Linked DNA regions of Homo sapiens: region 1 is linked to region 2. A link is a contact called in ENCODE Hi-C or POLR2A ChIA-PET data. All regions are on one chromosome and are shown on one strand. The core of a region is the stretch at or near the end of the contact, and the rest is flanking DNA. Distances in the headings are between cores, read along the strand shown. Region 1 overlaps MXRA7 (matrix remodeling associated 7). Region 2 overlaps UBE2O (ubiquitin conjugating enzyme E2 O).

What was found. A loop is a pair of places that touch in the nucleus more often than their neighbours do. ChIA-PET counts read pairs that join two places held with the same protein, here RNA polymerase II (POLR2A). Pooled maps may share reads with other maps.
Region 1: a map with no recorded cell type shows a loop between it and region 2 (2.2-fold over the local background). The contact joins two enhancer-like sites. A Hi-C loop is called at or near these places in 4 of 168 maps with a recorded cell type or tissue (CD4-positive, alpha-beta memory T cell, CD8-positive, alpha-beta T cell and naive thymus-derived CD4-positive, alpha-beta T cell), 4 of 37 single-sample maps with no recorded cell type and 12 of 50 pooled maps. POLR2A ChIA-PET finds 5 or more read pairs at or near these places in 5 of 52 experiments (CD4-positive, alpha-beta T cell, CD4-positive, alpha-beta memory T cell, HepG2 and 2 more).

The regions. Positions count from the first base shown.
Region 1 is chr17:76,674,054-76,680,694 of GRCh38, forward strand. MXRA7 (matrix remodeling associated 7) reads right to left here. Exons shown (of 4, transcript NM_198530.4): 4 at 5,513-6,641. Among named protein-coding and RNA genes, the nearest start is that of MXRA7, 34 kb to the right of the region's middle. Within about 2 kb of position 4,523, at least 4 of the 41 ENCODE cell types and tissues checked have a DNase peak (open chromatin) inside an H3K27ac peak, as active enhancers do.
Region 2 is chr17:76,444,918-76,451,790 of GRCh38, forward strand. All of the region lies in intron 1 of UBE2O (ubiquitin conjugating enzyme E2 O), which reads right to left. Among named protein-coding and RNA genes, the nearest start is that of UBE2O, 4.8 kb to the right of the region's middle. RefSeq lists an enhancer at 1-29. Within about 2 kb of position 1,739, at least 10 of the 41 ENCODE cell types and tissues checked have a DNase peak (open chromatin) inside an H3K27ac peak, as active enhancers do.

The DNA of each region.
Region 1 (6,641 bases), core at 3,273-5,772, 230 kb after region 2:
TGTAAAGGCTTTGAGACTGGTTCCCATCGCTGGAAAGAGGCTCTGTGCAGCTGAATGCTTTAGGTTCTCTCAACCCCCACACCCAGAGAGAGTTCCATTGGGATTGGCTTCTGTAGGCCTCTGTGGCTCTTAGGTTCTTGGTGGCAGTGACATACATACTGGTGATTCTCTGACATGGCTGCCAGGTAGACATCTTTCTCTCGGTGTTTGCGCTCTTTCTCCCACACTGCTGTTTCTTTCTGCCCTCCTTTATGCTTTTTAGCTTAGATTTGGTTCATTCACTGAAATGAATCTCTGTGAGCTGATGAGAACAATCTCAGATGAGGTAGCAGAAATGGTGTCAACAGAGGCCAGCACTTACGGGGAATAGATAGGAGCCACCCAACACCACAGCAAATCAGCAGTGTTTCCATGAAGTGTCCAAGGCCAGGGGTGGGGCCTGGGCGGTGGACACCCACCACCGAGGAAGAGGAGGATGCTGAGCACTTCAGACACTGGCTTCCGAGTGCCCACCAAGCCCTGTCCTGGACCTCATAGGAAACCCAACTGGAACAGGTGTCTCCCCAACACCCATGCTCCCTTTTATCACAGATCCCCAGTGAAATTCAGTTACCTTCTCCTCCAGATGGCCATGTATTCAGGGGATGCTGGGCCCAGCCCCAGGCTCCAGGGGTCTAGGCCAATCATGCTGGTCCCATGTCCTTGCCCATGATTGGTTGAAACATGGGCACGTGCCATATTCTGGCCAATTGGGATCTGAAGGGATGTGGGGCGGGGACATCTGGACCAGTTCCCTTACGCCTAGAGACGCAAGCAAGACATGCCCTTTTCTTGCTTCTGGATGAGATACCTGAACTCCTGCAGCCATCTTGCCACCATGAGGAGAGCTAGTCTCCAATAAAAGCCCACAGTACGAGGAAGACTGAGCTAAGAGAACTGCAGCTTGAGCTCCGACCATTCTGGGCCTGGAGTTGTTCTAACTCTTGGCTTCTCACGTGAGAGAGCCCTGTTCTTGTTTAAGCCAGTTGAGCTGGAGTTTTCTGTCGTTGCAGTCAGAACATCTTAGCTGGTACAAGTGTACAAAAATTCCTTCAGTTTACTTTTCCCAATGCCATCAGGATTTTGACTCAAGTACACGAGTCATTCCTGTTTGGTATAATCAGAAAAGAAAGGAGAGGGAGAAGAAAGTGGGCAATGGAAACACAGGAGCTTTGCAGTGCAGCCTTGGGAGGGATAAGGGCACCTACGGGTTTGCCCTGCCCACCGATGTGCATTTAGGGGACAGAGACATTAGCTGAGGTAAGGGGTCCCTAAGACCTGAGACAGAACAAATAATTTTTTTTTTTTTTTTTTTTTTTTTTTGAGACAGAGTCTTGCTCTGTCACCCAGGCTAGAGTGCAGTGGCGCGATGGCTCACTGGAACCTCCGCCTTCTGAGTTCAAGCGATTCTCCTGCCTCAGTCTCCTGAGTAGCTGGGATTACAGGCGTGCGCTACCACGCCTGGCTAATTTTTGTATTTGTAGTAGAGACAGGGTTTTGCCATATTGGCCAGGCTGGTCTTGAACTCCTGACCTCAAGTGAACAGAGAATTCTTAAATCATAACATGGTTAAATGCTTTTGACAAAACACATTAAAACAATTTCAAGAAGGAAAAAAGCACTGACCACAAAAAGAAAGAAAAACACTCGTATTTGGATCCAACAACAGACACAGAGAGTGAATGGTCAGCAAGAAACAAAAGGAATCAGAGTGGAACAGAGAGGGGCTCCCGAAAAACCCCTGGCAGGCAAGAGGCGACGGCGGGAAGTTAACCTCATGATGGTGAGCATGAGGCATGGAAATGCCACTGCTCCACTTTTTTTTTAAGGTAGTGTGTTGATTGAGCTTTATTTCAGCAAACAAAAAATATTTCTAAGAACTTGCATAGGTTCTGTCGTTAGCATACCCTCCCTAACTCAGTTTGCTCAAGAACTGTGAATTGTCCTGCCAGTGGGGTGATCAGAAATGGGACCTGCATGGTATGAGGACCAGTTATCCCCATCATTGTATGTTCACTCACAAAGACAGAACAATCCCCTCCGGTGTCACAGGCACTGTTCTGTAAGATCACTTTGGCATTTTATTGAATACTTTCTGGTGAGGTTCTCTTTCCCTGCACACAGGCTTTTCTTCCCTAAAGGCCTCTAACCTGCTGGAAGATAGGGACCAAGTTGAGTATTTTATTTCTTCTGTCTACAGCATCCAGCATAGTTCTAATTAAATACAATTAGGCAAGTACTCAAATAAGTCTTGCCTAATTATATTTAAAGTAAGTATCCTGCTTAAGTGAGAGAAATTCTTGGCAGATCTTACCTCTAGTACTATTGTTTAGTGCCAGGATGGAAGGTGAGTCTCTGAATTAGACTTTTTGCTGAAAGAACGCTCCCAGCTGGGCATGGTGGCTCACGCCTGTAATCCTAGCACTTTGGGAGGCCGAGGCAGGTGGATCACCTGAGGTCAGGAGTTCGAGACCAGCCTGGCCAACATGGTGAAACTCCATCTCTACTAAAAATACAGAAATTAGCTGGGTATGGTGGTGCATGCCTGTAATCCCAGCTACTAGGGAGGCTGAGGCAGGAGAATCACTTGAACCCAGAAGGTGAAGGGCACAGTGACCAGGCGCCAGAGTGAGACTCTGTCTCAAAAAGAAAAAGAAAAAAACGCTCTCCTTTAGCTGGATGTAGTGGTACACACCTGTAGTCCCAGTTACTCAGGCTGAGAGGAGGATTTTGTGCGCCTGGGAGGTCAAGGCTGCAGTGAGTCATGATGGCACCACTGCACTCCAGCCTGGGTGACAGTGAGACCTCGTCTCAAAAACAAAAACAAAACAAAAAAACCATGCTCCCCTACAGCTTTCTTCCCTACAGTTACAGAAGCTTCCAGAAATCCTCGTAAGGCAGAATAAGAGTGTAGTATTGGCCGGGCATGGTGGCTCACGCGTGTAATCCCAGCACTTTGGGAGGCCAAGGTGGGCGGATCACCTGAGGTCAGGAGTTCGAGACGAGCCTGGCCAGCATGGCAAAACGCTGTCTCTACTGAAAATACAAAATTAGCCAGGTGTGATGGTGCATGCCTGCAATCCCAGCTACTCGGGAGGCTGAGGCAGGAGAGTCGCTTGAATCAGGGAGGTGGAGGTTGCAGTGAGCCAAGATCACGCCACTGCACTCCAGCCTGGGAGACAGAGTGAGACTCCATCTCAAACAAACAAAAAAAGATTTGGATCAGGAGAGGGCCTCAGAGCCCAATAACAGCTGGAACCTCACCAGCAAGCAGAAACCAGAGGGGTCAGGGACTTTGTCTTCTGAATAAAACAATTTTGATTCCTGCAAAGTAATATACACACTGCAAGAACTCGGCAAGTACCTATAGAATGTACGCCTGCATCTATGTTTATAAGGGAAAATTAGGCCTACAGAAGTCTGGAAAGAACAAGGGCATGGGGCAAGGGTGGGGACAGCATCAGGCATGGCCGCTGTGCATCCCGTGGGCGCAGTCTACATGTCGTAGAGCCGGAGCTGCTCCTGCACGTCGCCGTCGGACATCTCGCCAAACGTCTCCTTGTTGTCTTTCATGAGCTTGAAGATGGCAGCCAGCTGTTCCTTCTGAACTCTGTCGAGAAGAAAGGACAAAGAGGAAGAAGGTGCTCCTAGCCCACTGGGGAGAGAGGGAGCCTGTGTGCAGCCGGCGGAGTTGGGACTCTCCTCTCTCTTGTGTGACTGCGGTTGCTTTTCAGAACAAGAAGAAAATGAAAATAAAACCCACTTAGAACATCGGAGCTGGTTGGGTCTGACACACGCAACTTTTGAGGGCTCTAAAAACTGGGATGCGAAATCTCAGGTTTGCCGGGGAGGTTTGGGGACCCCAGGTATCACTTAGGTGCTCTGTGCCTCAGTTTCCCTTTGGGCCTCATTTGATTGTTGACTGCATGTCCCACAGTGATGTAATGAGGAAGAAGATAGGCTCCATGAAGCAGCTTGAGGTAGTGCTATGAAGAAGTAGGTTAGAAACAGCCTTCGTTGAGAGGAATGAGCCGAAAGTGGAGAAAGAAAAAACATTATCAGCTGGGAAATCAGGGAGCATACAAGTGTGTGCAAGACGGTGCTTGGCAAAGGAGCGGGGAGGGAAGCCTGTGGGGTTTCACTGGCCAGAGAAAGGGGGGTGCCTTTTCCTAATTTGCACAAGATACCCTATGGCAGGTGGCGGCCCTGCCCCTTTTATCAAGGGATGGGTGTGGAGGAAGACTGGCCTAAATGTTTGCTCCACGCGGGTTCTGTGCTGGGAGCAATGTCTTGTTATCTTTATGAGGCTCAGCTACACCATCTGACCAGCACAGGACAACTTCTGCAGCACAAACACCTCAGGTGGGGCGAGGCGGCTGCCGAACCCAGGGAGCCATATGTTTGTTGTTTGCTCCACTCTGGTGCCCTGTGCTCCTCAGCCCAGCCGGGCACTGCATCCTGGCTGCATCTCACTCTTCTGGTTTCTGCAGTTCCTGCCCCCCACACACCACGGGCTCAGTGCCTTCAGAGAACGTAAACCACATCACAGTGTCGGACCTCTCAGCCCTGCTCTGCAGCTGGGTCGGCTGTAAGCACGTTACAGGCTCTGCAACCGCAGGACCTCAGCATAGCCCTGGGCCACTGGCATCCCCCACACTGCCTGGAGGGGTGGTCTCCACGTTCGCTCCCATACTTTTGCTACCATATTCCTTTGCTTCACCCTTCCCTCCTCTCCTCAGCCCCGCATCTTCCATCCTGCAAAATTTTCTGTCTAGAGCAGCATCTAGTAGTTGAAATACTGAAGTCCCACTTCCCAGCCTCCCTTGTCCCCTGGGAAAGCTGTGTCTACAGTCGGTTCCCCTGTCTGGTGAAGCAGCAGCCTATGATGTGTGCTTTGTGCCCTCCTGTAAGAAGAAAGAGGGTCAGGTGCAGTGGCTCATGCCTGTAATCCTAGAACTTTAGGAGGCCAAGATGGGAAGATCACTTGAGCCCAGGAGTTCAAGACCAGCCTGAGCAACATAGTCAGACTCTGTCTCTATAAAACAATTAGCCAGGTGTGGTGGTGAGCACCTGTAGTCCCAGCTACCTGGGAGGCTGAGACGGGAGGATCACTTAAGCCCACGAGGTCCAGGCCACAGTGAGCTGTGATTGCACCACTGCACTCCAGCTTGGGCAACAGAGGGAGGCCCTGTCTCAAAAAAAAAAAAAAAAAGAAGAAGAAGAGGAATTCCCGTGAACAGAAAGGATGTGCTGAGCTCTGTGGATGGAAGCACAATCCATATGTCCCTGAGTGAACACAGATCATGTCATGTGGTTTTGACAGCCATGGTGACTGCATATTTTTTAACAGGGTGGATGTATGGCTTTGTACTCTGCTGCAGAGTAAGAGGCATCAAAATGAAAGAAAGGTCAAACTTCAATGGGTTCAAAAGGGATTTTGTTTTAAAACAAAGCAAACTGAAAAAACACACAGTAATTGAGATCATCTACTCAAAGTTTATTGGACTGAACAAAGGCTGAATACAGAGATCCAAGCCATGAGGAGTACATGAGGTGTGGTGCCTATAAGCCAGGGTCGGAAACTTTCCAGACAAACCTAGATAGCTCTACTAGGAGGGAGTCAACGACCTATTGTGTCAATTAGATCCCAGCCTGGACAAGGGCATGACTATTGCTGTTTGGGGACACGTGGCTCTGTGTTGAAGGCAATGACTGTGTGGCTGTTGCCATGTGGCCTGTTCTCCCCTAAGCCCTGAACCAAAGGTTCCAGGCCCAGATGAGAAGGCCCCTGGGAATGCATGCCATAGGGGTTGATGCTGGACATTCCCCAGCCTTCCATTAAATGAAAACATTTTCTATAAACTTACTGCTTTAAAAAAATGTTTTAACCAACAAACCTAAGAACTGCAAATGAGTTTGGTATAGTATAAATATTGTCAAATATAAAATTCCAAGAAACCCATTTGAGACTGATCTGATGATCTGAAGTTCTAACTAATCTATCAAACTTTCTAAGAAAAGGCATAGGTCAAGAAATCTTTTTAAAGCAAACATTATTGCTTCTGCTATAGCAGAGTGGAGATTTGGCTGAGCTGGTAAGAACCTCAGTGAAAAGGTGTCTTAGCAATGAAAGGGCTGAATCCGAGATTCCTCTAGATGAAAAATAAGGGGAATGGTCAAGTAAATTCCTGGTACTGGTTCTTTGCTGCCCTGTAATCAATATGGCATCTCACCCCCGACAACCAAGCCAGCCACAGAGAGAAGTGGGGTTCCCAGGGAAAGGGGTCGGCTGACCACCCTGACGGAGCTGGTGAGCACAGGTGAGCTCTACCTCATTTGTCTCTCATTCCTCAAAGTCTTCTGTGGTTTGGCTTCAGTGAGGGCAAAAGAGGGGAGACTGGAGTGAAAGTGAACTCTGCTTTTAAAATGTTCTTTTTATCTAAGGTGTGCAGGGTGTGTGGATAGCAAGTTTGAGTGGTAAGAAAAATCCCAGTCCAGGGTCTGAGCTCTACCTCTTAAAACTCTTCAGCTTAACAAAGTGACCCACAGGAACAGACATGAACATCTCTACACAGGGCAGGGCCAAAGGTGTTCCCAGGATC
Region 2 (6,873 bases), core at 489-2,988:
TCTACACTTCCCACCTGCACTAGCGGTGACCACACACACAGTCCGGTGACCACACACACAGTCCGCTGAATCTGCCGGTCAAGGTATCTATCTTCAACTGCCCTCTTCCAGAGGGAGCTCCCACAAAAAGGACCAGAATTAAAAGGAGGAGGAAGAACATCATCGGAGCTGCTGAGTGTGAAAAGACCAGCTCTCTTGCAGGATGCAAATGAAGGCCTCTCTTTTTAAGGGTGCCTGCAGGAAATCTCTCTGTCAGTGCTAGCTGGGAATATTCATGTCATTGTTGGGTAGGACTGACTGCCTTTTTTTTTTTCTTTTTCCAAGCATGACTCAGTGTTTTAATTTTTTTTTTTACTTTCAATTATCATAGTCAGACTGTTTCCCAGGTATAGTTATGCTATCAATTTAAACCAAAAGTGACCTGAAAAATGTCTTACTCCTTTGACTTAGCTGCAGAATATTAAATATTGCTGTGGCCTCTCTAAAAATGCAAACCAACTCAAAATCCCCCAACCAAAGAACCAGATTAAACCCAAAAAGGACATTCATTCCAATCCTTATTGCCCACTGAATACTTCTGAGTGGTATGTCAACTGACTGCAATGTTTAAACCATAAAAATGTGCTTTTCACAATACTGCTTCAGGAGAACACAGCCTACCTGTGTCTAGGGGTGACCTGGACAAAGCTGACCCAAGGATCCATCCAATACAGTCAGCCTGGATTGAAGGACATTAAATCCTCAATCACAGAGTATAGCTAACGAATGAAACAAAGGCAAATAACTTGGAGTAGATAAATCCAGAGAGTTATCCAGTAACACAATTCAATTTTATTCTCAACTACAGCAAATTCCAATAAGCATTTTGCTCTTCCCTGGCTATAACTGCACACATCAAGTGGCTCCTGACAGAGTCCCCCCGTGGCTGGCTGGAATGTCAGAAGATGAAGCAATTCCGAACGGGCACTCTTGCTCAGTAAGAGCTGCAAATGTGGATGGGCAGCATTTAGACCATGACCTTCTCCAGGACTGGCACCCATTCATGGGCAAGTGGAGCCTCAGGAAGGAGCTACAGTTAAAAATACCGAGATCCTATTAAGTGAGAAAAGTGATAGCCTCTTGTAAACTGGAAAGCACATTATAGACGTTCCTGATTGTAACTTGCCCCTTTTGATTGTCATTTTAAATCAGCAACTCCCCATCGCCATCCAGAAGCAGGCTAAGCCTTGGGCAAGGAAATTCCAAAAGCTTCCATCAGAATAGGAGCACAGATCATATCCTCCTGGGTGAAAACCCACATGTCACAGAAAACCACCCTGACTCCAACTCTGAGGGGACCGACCACCAGCGGCAGCTGACACTGATCACGTGCCCAGGACTGTTGTGCTGGCAATTCATGTTATACACGACAATTGCACCCTTTTAAAAAGTGCTGGCCCCCAACAGGTTCCACTGGATTCCATGAGCCCCCATGGTGGGTTAAGTAGTAAAAAATAGAAAAAGTTCCTCTTAGTATAACAGGAAAATGAAAAAACAAAAACAAACAAAAAAAAAAACCAAACAAACAAAACAGAGAGAAACAGGGATAAAAGTGAAGTAGAGATGGGGAAGGTGCAAAGAGGCCTCTAATGTCCTAAAGCAAAAACACACGGAAACTGAAGGGAACAGAAACTGAAATTGAGGTGGAACTCAGCCTCTCCAAGGAATCCTTCCTGAACCTGTCTCATGACTCAGCATTCCCAGCCGAAGGATGACAGCAGCAGAGCGGACAGGAGGTCAAGTTGGAGCTCCTAATGGAGCTGACCACTTCTGAGGCAACACAGAAATGCCAGTTACGTGGAGTGTCTGCACACTTGTTTTGCTCTAGGAGGTGGAGTTGGGGAATAAAACTGAACTGCAGTTCAGTGTTGGAATGAATCAGACTACAGAGGTTGCTTCATTCAACATTGAGGGGCAGTCAAAGGTTCTCTAGAAATGCAATGTGTTTTTGACAGTTATTTTGAGAATGACTGAGGGGTCAGGGAATGAAAAGAGTGGAATCTGCAGAAGCACACCGCCAGTGCGAATGCAGTGTTCCTCCCGTCCTGCTCCCTACCCATCATCTCCCTCCCTCCTGCCTGCCCACTGGCACAACTTCCACCTATCCCAACATCCTGTGCCTCTCTCCTTCCTCACTTGTAGTACCTCCTATTACACTAAGACTTTCAACTGTTTAAAGAAGGGATGATTAATGCCAACCACAAGGCTTGTGATTCATGTTGGATCAGGGCACTCGGTCACGTATAGTAATGATCTCTGAATCCTGAACTTAAGTATTCTCAGGTGAGAACAAAGTACATTTAGTTCAATTTGTATTCAGATTCCTCCACTTAGAAGTGTGACACTGGGCAATTTACTTAACCTCTCTGTTCCTCAGCTTCCTTCTCTGGAATATGGGGCTAATAATAGCACCACAGGGTTGTTGTGAGCGTGAAGTAAAACATCTAAAGCACTAAGAGTGCCTGGCACACAGTAACAGTATCCTGGATCATGACTGCTCTTATTACCTTAAAATATAAAGCAATACTCTATCATCTTTGTAATTTATAATCTCATTACCAGTCTTGAGAATTTCAAGAGACCTTTCAGACTCTGGAAACATACATACATACATACAGATTCATTCCATCCCCCTCCTGGAGGACGGCCGGGGTTACTTTAAATGTGCATTACTGAATTTCTCACAAAGTAACAGAGGTAGGAAGTTCATGAGTATTTCTAGAAGAGGTTTAATAAAGTCAAACCTATAATCCATCTGGTCACTAGCAACACGAGCCATTAGGAATTCCTATGCCCCTGAAACAACCACCTTCCCCACAACCCGCCTCGTGCACCTTTTGCTTCCCAAGGTGCCTCTTTGGTGCAGCATCACCCTCTTTCTCATGGAAGTGATCTTCTGAAGGCACAGGGCTGGCTCTCTCTGACAGACATCAGAATGCTGTCTGCTAATAACCAAGTGGCCATCCTAGGCTTGACCCAGCTACACTTCTGGTTATTCCATCCGAGCAGGATCATATCGGGGTTAGGAAGATAGACCTCTTATTTCATTGCAGAGGGAGAAAATGAGGCAGTGACTTGGTCAAGGTCATTCAGAGTAGGTGACAGCCAGGAAGAGCACCCAAGGGTTTTGGCTTCCAATCACAGTACAAAACACACACCCTTCATCTGGGGAAAGTACCCTTGAGTCAGGCAGCAGCCAGACAGAAGCACCATCAGGGCACTGAGGCCCGAGGGCTAGAAGGGGAAAAATCAAGGGACAAAGAATAAAATCACAGAACAGCTGTTAAGAGTCTACAAGTGCTGTGATCCTATCTGAATAAAACGCAATTTAGATTCACTTAGTCCTGCATCTTGGTTAACCTTATATAACTTCTTCACATTACATCACTAAGAACAATTGCTTTTAATGGGCCCAGCACCCAGACAAGTGAGACAAACTTCACGTGCCATGATGCTACACCTAAATAGCTTTCCCCATGGAAATGCTGGCCAGCGTAGGAGCCAAAAATAAACTGCAAAGCCAATTCCCGAGGGACCTGTCATCAGGGATGTTTCACACACACAGCTTCATAAAAGCAGGGTGATCACAGACAGCCCTAATTTAGAGGCACTATATCTCAAACCTGGTGAAACCCTGAATGTCATGGCAACTTAAAACAAAAGACAATGCAAAAGAGATGAAAAAGCACAAGAAAGCTAAAGCATAAACGCTTTGCCTCCGAAACGAAGGCTGAACTTGAACTGACAGACAGCAGTCCTGCTCCCTTACCTCGCAGGGGGCTGTTCTGCCCAACCATGACAGGTGGAGACCAGAAGGACCCACCACGTCTAGCCAGTGCTCATGAAGGTTTAAGTGGCTGCTGGCATTTGGCTTTGTTACAAAATTTTATTCAAAGGATGACTGGTGATGGGGAAGGGGCAAGCCTCCTCTAAGGAGATCCATGGCCAGATGGACAGTTTCAAGTGGCTACCTCGCTGAACAGGTCAGAAGACTGGAGAAAGGAAGAAGCATATAAGAGACACTGGCCACTAGCTCCTTTTGAGTCCTTAAGAGGCTTAATTTTGGTGGCTGGAAGCCTCAGGAACACGACAAATTCCATAGCTTCATGGAAGAACTTACTTTGTTTCTGTTGCTATTTTCATGAAGGCAGCAGGGAAAGGACATGACTTGCTGCCCAGTCTCTTCATCTCTCTTTGTAAATTTGTTCACTAAAAACTTGAGACTAAGATTAAGCCTTTACTCATTGCCCTCCAATTTACAGAGAAAACTACAAAAATACGCCACACCCTATGAAACACTCCACATTAAATAGATACTACTAAAAAATTTCAATGGGGCAAGGCACTGTGGCTTATGCCTGTAATTCCAGCACTTGGGGAGGCCAAGGCCGGTGAATCACTTGAGGCCAGAAGTTCAAGACCAGCCTGGCCAAAATGGCAAACTGCCGTCTCTACTAAAAATACAAAAATTAGCTGGGTGTGATGGCGCATGCCCATAATCCCAGCTATGCGGGAGGCTGAGGCACAAGAATCACTTGAACCCGGGAAGTTGAGGTTGTAATGAGCTGAGATCGTGCCACTGCACTCCAGCCTGGGTGACAGAGAGAGACTCTGTTTAAAAAAGAAACTCACACACAAAAATTTTCAATAGGTAGCAGCTTATTAAAAAAAATAAGTTTCGGGCGGGTGCGGTGGCTCCTGCCTGTAATCCCAGCACTTTGGGAGGCCGAGGCGGGCGGATCACCTGAGGTCAGGAGTTCAAGAACAGCCTGGCCACCACGGAGAAACCCCGTCTCCACTAAAAATACAAAAAATTAGCCGGGCGTGATGGCGTATGCCTGTAATCCCAGCTACTCGGGAGGCTGAGGTAGGAGAATCGCTTGAACCCGGGAGGCAGAGGTTGCGGTGAGCCGAGCTGGCGCCATTGCACTCCAGCCTGGGCAACAAGAGCAAAACTCCGTCTCAAAAACATAAATAAATAAAAAATAAGTTTCTCAAAACCATCACTACTGTAGTCCCAGCTACCTGGGAGGCTGAGGCAGGAGGATTGTGTGAGACCAGGAATTCAAGGACACCTGAGTAACAGTGAGACCCCATCCCAAAAATAATAAACAAACCAGTAACTCAAAAAAAAAAAAAAATCTGCCACTACATTATTTTGTCAATAATTGGGTTCTCAAATCTCATAACTAGATTAGTCAATCTTGGTCTAATGGTCTTTCCTTTACGGCATACTATCACCTTGATGGAATTCATAAGGAGCAGGAGGTGAGAAGAAAAATCATCCTAAGCCACAGTTCTGCAAGGTCCCAGGACCCACCCTACCACCCTGCTTGGTGGTCAGTAACAGACCAGGAGACATTCAGCTAATCAGTCACCTGTATCTATAGCTCATGGTAACAGAGCTACCTATCAGGTATAAACTCCACCCTCCAAAACAAACCTATTCTAAATCCTAAAAGAACTATATCTTGCCACCCATAAATGGGCATCCCATTCCACCACTTCCTTGGAATTTCTGCGTCCCTTGGCTTTTGCTAAACCCAGATGCTACAATGACAAAATACCACCACCGAGCCACAAAACGGATTTCAACAAATTCAAAGCAAGTCACAGGAGGCCAGCTGCAAAATCTATCCAAAGTGGTGCCTCAAAGTTGTTGTTTTTTTTTTCTTTTCTTTTGAGACAGAGTTTAACTCTTGCTGCCCAGGTTGGAGTGCAATGGTGCCATCTCAGCTCACCGCAACCTCCGCCTCCCTGGTTCAAGCAATTCTCCCGCCTCAGCCTCCCGAGTAGCTCAGGTTACAGGCATGCGCCACCAAGCCCAGCTAATTTTGTATTTTTAGTAGAGACAGGGTTTCTCCATGTTGGTCAGGCTGGTCTCGAACTCCTGACCTCAGGTGATCCGCCCGCCTCGGCCTCCCAAGTGCTGGGATTACAGGCATGAGCTACCACACCCGGCCGTTGTTTTCGATTTAACTCCAAAATAGGTATTTCAAGTCAAACTCTGTATAATTACACATAGTGCAGGAGGCAAACGGAGCATAACTGCAAACAAAGTTAACCACCAAAGTCAAGACGGACGGGAACAACAACTGATAAACATAGCGGCTCCCAGTAGTGAGCTGGGCCTACCTCCCTGAGTCCTAGGGCAGGAGGCCACAACACAGAGGATGCTGCAGTCAAATGAGTTGCGTTCCAAAAATCACGAATCTCTCAAATAGATGGGTGGTGAAAAACATTCTTAAAAACTCACAGAAAGACACCAGCAATCATCTGGTGTCACACAGTATACAGCAATAACCCTCTTTTACTGACACAATACTGGGTAATTTTTAACAAGCATTCTGTTGCACAAAAGTAATATTTTCCAAATACTCTTGTAAATGGACTGATAATTTTCCTTCCAAGTCTCAGAGCTGTTGCCTGATTCACATTTCTCTGAGGGGAAGCAGGGTCCTGTGTGTGGATTTGTGTCTGTGGATGTATGTGCATCCCCAACAAAAAGACCCCGCTGGTATCAGCAGTCACTTCTGCCTCTAGGAAATGGATCATGTGCTCTTCTCTGGAGTGGGGCCTTTTTCCTTCTCAAGCCGTTGTCACAGACCCCGCTTTGTAGTTTGACATGAAACCCCGTTCCTCTGTAGTCTTTGTCTCCCACTGTGTGAGAAACCCAGATCAACTTCCAAAGTGCCCTCCCCTGAAATCAGACCTCTCAACCTCCCAAGGACCTAAAACAGCGTAGGCCTGATTCCTGCTTAGAAATGTTTTCTTGAAGGGGAGGGGAAGTAGGAGAGAAAGAAGGGGTGTGAGATACAGGGGGGTGTGTGTGTG